Regions from separate parts of the Homo sapiens genome. Here region 1 is linked to region 2. The links are chromatin contacts, found by Hi-C or POLR2A ChIA-PET in ENCODE. All regions are on one chromosome and are shown on one strand. The core of a region is the stretch at or near the end of the contact, and the rest is flanking DNA. Distances in the headings are between cores, read along the strand shown. Region 1 has its middle 25 kb from the start of CYP24A1. Region 2 has its middle 37 kb from the start of BCAS1.

Region 1 (2,700 bases), core at 63-2,562, 41 kb after region 2:
GCTCACTGCAACCTCTGACTCCTGGGTTCAAGCAATTCTCCTGCCTCAGCCTCCCGAGTAGCTGGGATTACAGGCACACACCACCATGTCCAGCTAATTTTTTTGTATTTTTAGTAGAGACAGGGTTTCACCATGTTGGCCAGGCTGGTCCCGAACTCTCGACCTCAGGTGATCCACCTGCTTTGGCCTCCCAAATTGCTGGGATTTCAGGCATGAGCCACTGTGCCCGGCCTGCACCCAGTTCTTAACCACCTCGATACACTGCCTATTTTTCTTTTCTTTTCTTTTTTTTTTTGAGATGGAGGCCTATTTTTCTTTTAAATTATTTTGACATAATTTCAGAAAAGTTACATGAACAGTACAAAGAATTCCCATATACCATTCACCCAGATTCTTCAAGCATTTGCATTTTACTACTTTGGTTTTGTCCTTCTTTTTCTCTCTTTCTACATACACAGACACACAGACACACACACACACACACACACACACACACACACACACACACGTCTTAACTCTGAATGCTGAGCTTGCCTAGAAGCAGTAACATCCCAGTAGCAACAAGCACCAGGAGCCAAAATCTCGATTTCTAAATGTTCTTTTCTACTGAAACAAATTAGGACTTCTTGAAGAAACAGATGATTCCACGGTGGGGCAGGTAAAGTACAAGATCAGCCTGGAATATTTTATTGTTCCAGAAAGCAGGAAGTGCTCAAAAATGGTAACAACATGTCAAAACAAACAAACAAACAAAAAACCAGCAACAATGCACAGGAACCTATTTAAAGAGGCTCCCATTAATCAAATCTGGGGCAATCTGAATATCAAAATGAATAATGACAGTGTAAAAATTATAACCCATTCAAAAACATAAGAATCTGCAAGCTCGCACTGACATAAATAGACATAAATTATAAATAATTAATTCTTCCTGACAGCACGACTGTAATCTCAGCACTTTGGGAGGCCGATGTGGGCAGATCACAAGGTCGAGAGATCGAGACCATCCTGGCCAACATGGTGAAACTCCCTACATAGCTCACCACAATAGCAAGTTTATATGCATTTCTGTGATTATTTGATTGACATTTCCTCCCCTTGTTCTTCCCCATCCTCCGTAGTAGGATACAGATGGCGTAAGAGCAGGGACATGTTTATTTTGGTTTGCCCCTGTACCCATGATGCTTGGCTTACAGATCTTCATAGGCACTCATTAAATATTTCCTTTTACCTGGTTGTCCTAGTTGTAATGTTTACAACCACCATTTATGGTAACCAATAAAGCTAGGCAAATTTCCCAGGACTCGTGCCAAGTTGTAAATCCTCCTCTCCAAGGTCTTCTAGATTACCAGGTCATACAGTGCCTGTCACAGGGTAGATGCTTAGTGACTCAGGGCAATTGTGATTGTCATCAGTAACACACGCTGCTCAGTGCTCGTAGCTTATTATGACACCTTTCTGGTCCCTATTCTGTCTCCCTCAAGGCTGACTCCATATTTTAGCTTTAACAAAATTTCCAGGGATATTTGTGGGAAACCAGTACACAATAATATATATGGAATTCAGTCCAGTTGGCTTTTGTGATGTCCAAATAATTTTTTTGAGAGAGAGGAAGGGAAAAATAAAAAGAGAGAAAGGAAAAAAAAATGAAGGAGGAAATGGAGAGATCAAAGGAATTCCTCAACGTTTGTAGCAGGGATTCTACAGACCAGGTACTGCTCCCCCGGAGAGTAGGAATTATTTATGGGGAAATTACTTACACAGGGGATGGAGTGAGGTTGCATTATATGCACACTTAACCCAGGCACATCCAACCATCCATGCTTGGAGTGGAAAGATGACTATGGAAGGATGTAGCCCAGGTGATTCCAACACCCTCACTCAATGAGAACAGCAAGATGAGAAACGAGATCCACCTCTTGCCTTATTTCTCATGCACATCTCAAAATGTGAGCTCCTGATGCCCTTGGTGTGGTTCTAGCATCTGAGGAAGTGCATTTTTCATGTGACATGGCCCCTAGACATAAGCCAACTACTTTAGGTTGTTTTCACCCACTAGAGCAGAAAGCTTTTCCAACACCGGAAGGAATCCTCTGTGGATTAAAACCCATTTATGCCTAGTGTTCCATTAGTGGAACGCTAAGCTTCTGGGAGTTATTGAAATCCCACTGCTTAAGGTCATCGCTAAGGTCTGATTTTTCACAAAAAAATTTGCAACCTCTGGCATAAATGGGTTAATGAGGGATGAAACTATGTGTTTACGGTATACTTTACAGATAATTGAAGGGATGTAAAGTTTACCGTAACTCTAAGAAATTTTTACTCTGGTTGACTTTCAAACCTAAATCCCCAGTGCGCTTTCTCGCTAATGAAACACCTGTGAGTTCCATACCCCTTAAACTTCATGCTGATATAGCAGGAAAAATCCTAGATTTTATTTTATTTTTTGATATTGAATTTCACTTTTTTGCCCAGGCTGAAGTGAAGTGGCATGATCTCGGCTCTCTGTAACCTCCGCCCCCCAGGTTCAAGCAATTCTCCTGCCTCAGCCTCCCAAGTAGCTGGGATTATAAGCACCTGCCACCATGCCCAGCTAATTTTTAGTACAGATGGGGTTTTGCCATGTTGGCCAGGCTGGTCTCGAACCCCTGACCTCAGGTGATCCATCGGCCTCGGCCTCCCAAAGTGCTGGAATTACAG
Region 2 (2,700 bases), core at 146-2,645:
GAATAATAATAACAATGATAATAGTTTCTAAATGACGAGGTCGTTGTGAGGATTAAACAAGCTATTATATTTATGGAATGCAGTGTTGCCTGCACAGTCAATACTCAAAATCTGCTAGCTATTATTTTAAAATTATGGTTATTATTACTATATTGACATGTATGTTAGGAAGCTGTTATTCTATCTCAGAGATAATGCTTTTAATATAAAATATAAATATAATTGTGTGTATATGGGATAGGTATAAATCTTAAGCTATTAATTCACTGTTATGCCTTTTTAAAGTGTGTAGATTATGTAGTCATAAGTTAATACCTATAGCTTTCATTCTTTTTCCAATGAAATAAAGCTGTTCATTAAGAGCGTCATGTGAACCAAAAATTTGGAATAAAATCATATTGAATTGTACCAGAGTAGGAACTCTCATAGAGTACTGGTGGGCATTTGAAGTTGCAAAAACCATGGAGAGGGAATAATTTGGCAAGATCTAGTAAGGAGGAGGCTGTGCATGCCTGTGACCTAGTAATTAATATCCTGGAGGGACTCACACATGTATACAAGGAGACTTGGGCAGGAATGTTGGTGGCAGAAGGATTTGAGATAGTAAAAAATGGAAACCAACTGAAGGTTCAGCAACTAGATAAAACAAATGAATTAGAGCTCTAAGTACTGGCAAGGTAATATCATAAAAGTAAAATATTGAATTAAAAGGAAATTACAGGAAAATATATGCAGAATAAAATCTGCAAACAGTATCATAAAACTGATCATGAACATATTCATATATTGCAAAAATATCATACAAGCTTGAAATAGTGAATACCAAATTCTTGAATTCAGAATGGCTGTTGTTTCTGGATAAGGAGGAACAAAGATGGGTTTGCTGAAAAGAAGGCAGTGCAATTCAACTGCATCTGGGATGTGATTTTTATGAACGTGTTGGGGCATGAATGACCAATGCCAAGATTTGACAAAGCTGGATGGTGGCTGCTTTTTTGTATGCTTGAAATGTTTCATAATTGTAAAAAAATCCCATTTTATTACTTGTTTTGCCTTCTCTCCTCTTTTTGTCTTCATCTGTTTCATAGTTTCAACAGACTTAGCACCTTATGTCTAGGTGTACGTTTTGAGGGGACAGCAATTTTTTGTGCTACAAACTTTCTGTAAGAGGTCTTGGACTTAGGGATTCCAGTTCTCAGTGTTAGACCTTGTTTTCTGCTGGGTTCAGATGAGAGGTCATACAGTGCAAGCTGGGGCCCAAGTTGAGTTAATTATTTAATAAGGCTTCCACTTAGTCTGTGTAAACTCCACGAGCTCTCCTGATGGCCAACTCATTCACACTCCTTGGCCCACAGAGGGTTCAGAAGGGCCAGGAGGTGAGACAGTTGGTGAGAACAAACGGCATCCTTCCCTGCTGTTTATCAGTGTTTCTGCTGCTTGCTCAAGTAATCAACAGCATAGGTAGGGCTTAAAGAGGAAATCCGGTGCCTGCAGAATTATGACTGACCTATTGAGGAAAGGTTCAGAGAGGCTGGGGAGTTTGTGACCTTCCGGTTAAAGTGTGACTTCAACCAAGGCAGACCAGGAGGGTGGGTGAGGCATCCAGTTCATAGATGAGATCAGTGTCAACGGGTACAAATCCAGCAGGGTGACTCCATGCGTGTGTGTGTATATGTGAATAACACAAAGCATGTCATGAAATAGATGCATTAAATCTGAAGTATGTAATGTTGTATATAATGTCTTAAAAGTTCCCAATTCAGCACACCATGAAATGTCTAACCATGACAATTAAACAATGAAATGGCTCGACAGGAAGGGCTTTTGCATTCCTTACAGAACTTACATTCCAAAAAAGCCAGGTGGAGACATAAAACAATCCTTCCTCATAGATGGTTTGTGTTGTGTTGGTTTATTTTATTTTATTCTATTTTATTTTGATAAGAACATGTAATATGAGATCTACCCTCTTAACAGACTTGTAAGTGTACAGTAGAATGTTGTTATCTATGGCACAATGTTGTACATGGGTCTCTAGGACTTACTTATCTTGCATAACTGAAATTTTATATTTGTTGATTAGCAACTCCCATTTCCTCCTCCTTCCAAACCCTGTTAACCTACATTTTATTCTTCATTTTTATGAGTTTGACTGTTTAGCTAGCTCTTATAAGTGGAAACATGCAGTGTTTGTCCTTCTGTGACTGGCTTGTTTCACTTGATGTAATGTTTTCAAGGTTTATTCATGTTATCACATATTTCAGGATTTCCTTCTTTTTAAAGGCTGAATTATATTCCGTTGTATGTGTGTGCATGTCTATGGAATATAATTATACATGTACACACATACAATGGAATATATATATATATATATATGTATATATATCACATTTACTTTATCCATTTACCCTTTGATGGATATTTAGGTTGTTTCCACATCTTGGCAATTGTGAATAACATTGCTATGAACACAGTAGTGCACATACCTCTTCAAGATCCTGAATTGAATTCTTTTGGATAAATACTCATAAGTGGGATTGCTGGATCTTATTATGAAGCAAAATTAGACAAGTGGGACTACATCAAACTAAAAATCTTCTGCACATCAAAGGAAACAATAATAGAGTGAAAGGCAACCTACAGAATGGGAGAAAATATTTGCAAATTACATATCCAATAAGAGTTAATTTCCAAATATAT

Evidence for each region. A loop is a pair of places that touch in the nucleus more often than their neighbours do. ChIA-PET counts read pairs that join two places held with the same protein, here RNA polymerase II (POLR2A). Pooled maps may share reads with other maps.
Region 1: a loop to region 2 is called in a map of transverse colon, with 38 times the contacts of the local background. The contact joins two enhancer-like sites. A Hi-C loop is called at or near these places in 5 of 168 maps with a recorded cell type or tissue (HepG2, K562, PC-3 and 2 more) and 3 of 50 pooled maps. POLR2A ChIA-PET finds 5 or more read pairs at or near these places in 6 of 52 experiments (A549, Caco-2, HepG2 and 3 more).

The regions. Positions count from the first base shown.
Region 1 is chr20:54,147,904-54,150,603 of GRCh38, forward strand. It overlaps a transcript of CYP24A1 not described here. Among named protein-coding and RNA genes, the nearest start is that of CYP24A1, 25 kb to the right of the region's middle. Within about 2 kb of position 1,313, at least 2 of the 41 ENCODE cell types and tissues checked have a DNase peak (open chromatin) inside an H3K27ac peak, as active enhancers do.
Region 2 is chr20:54,106,421-54,109,120 of GRCh38, forward strand. No RefSeq gene overlaps it. Among named protein-coding and RNA genes, the nearest start is that of BCAS1, 37 kb to the left of the region's middle. Within about 2 kb of position 1,396, at least 2 of the 41 ENCODE cell types and tissues checked have a DNase peak (open chromatin) inside an H3K27ac peak, as active enhancers do.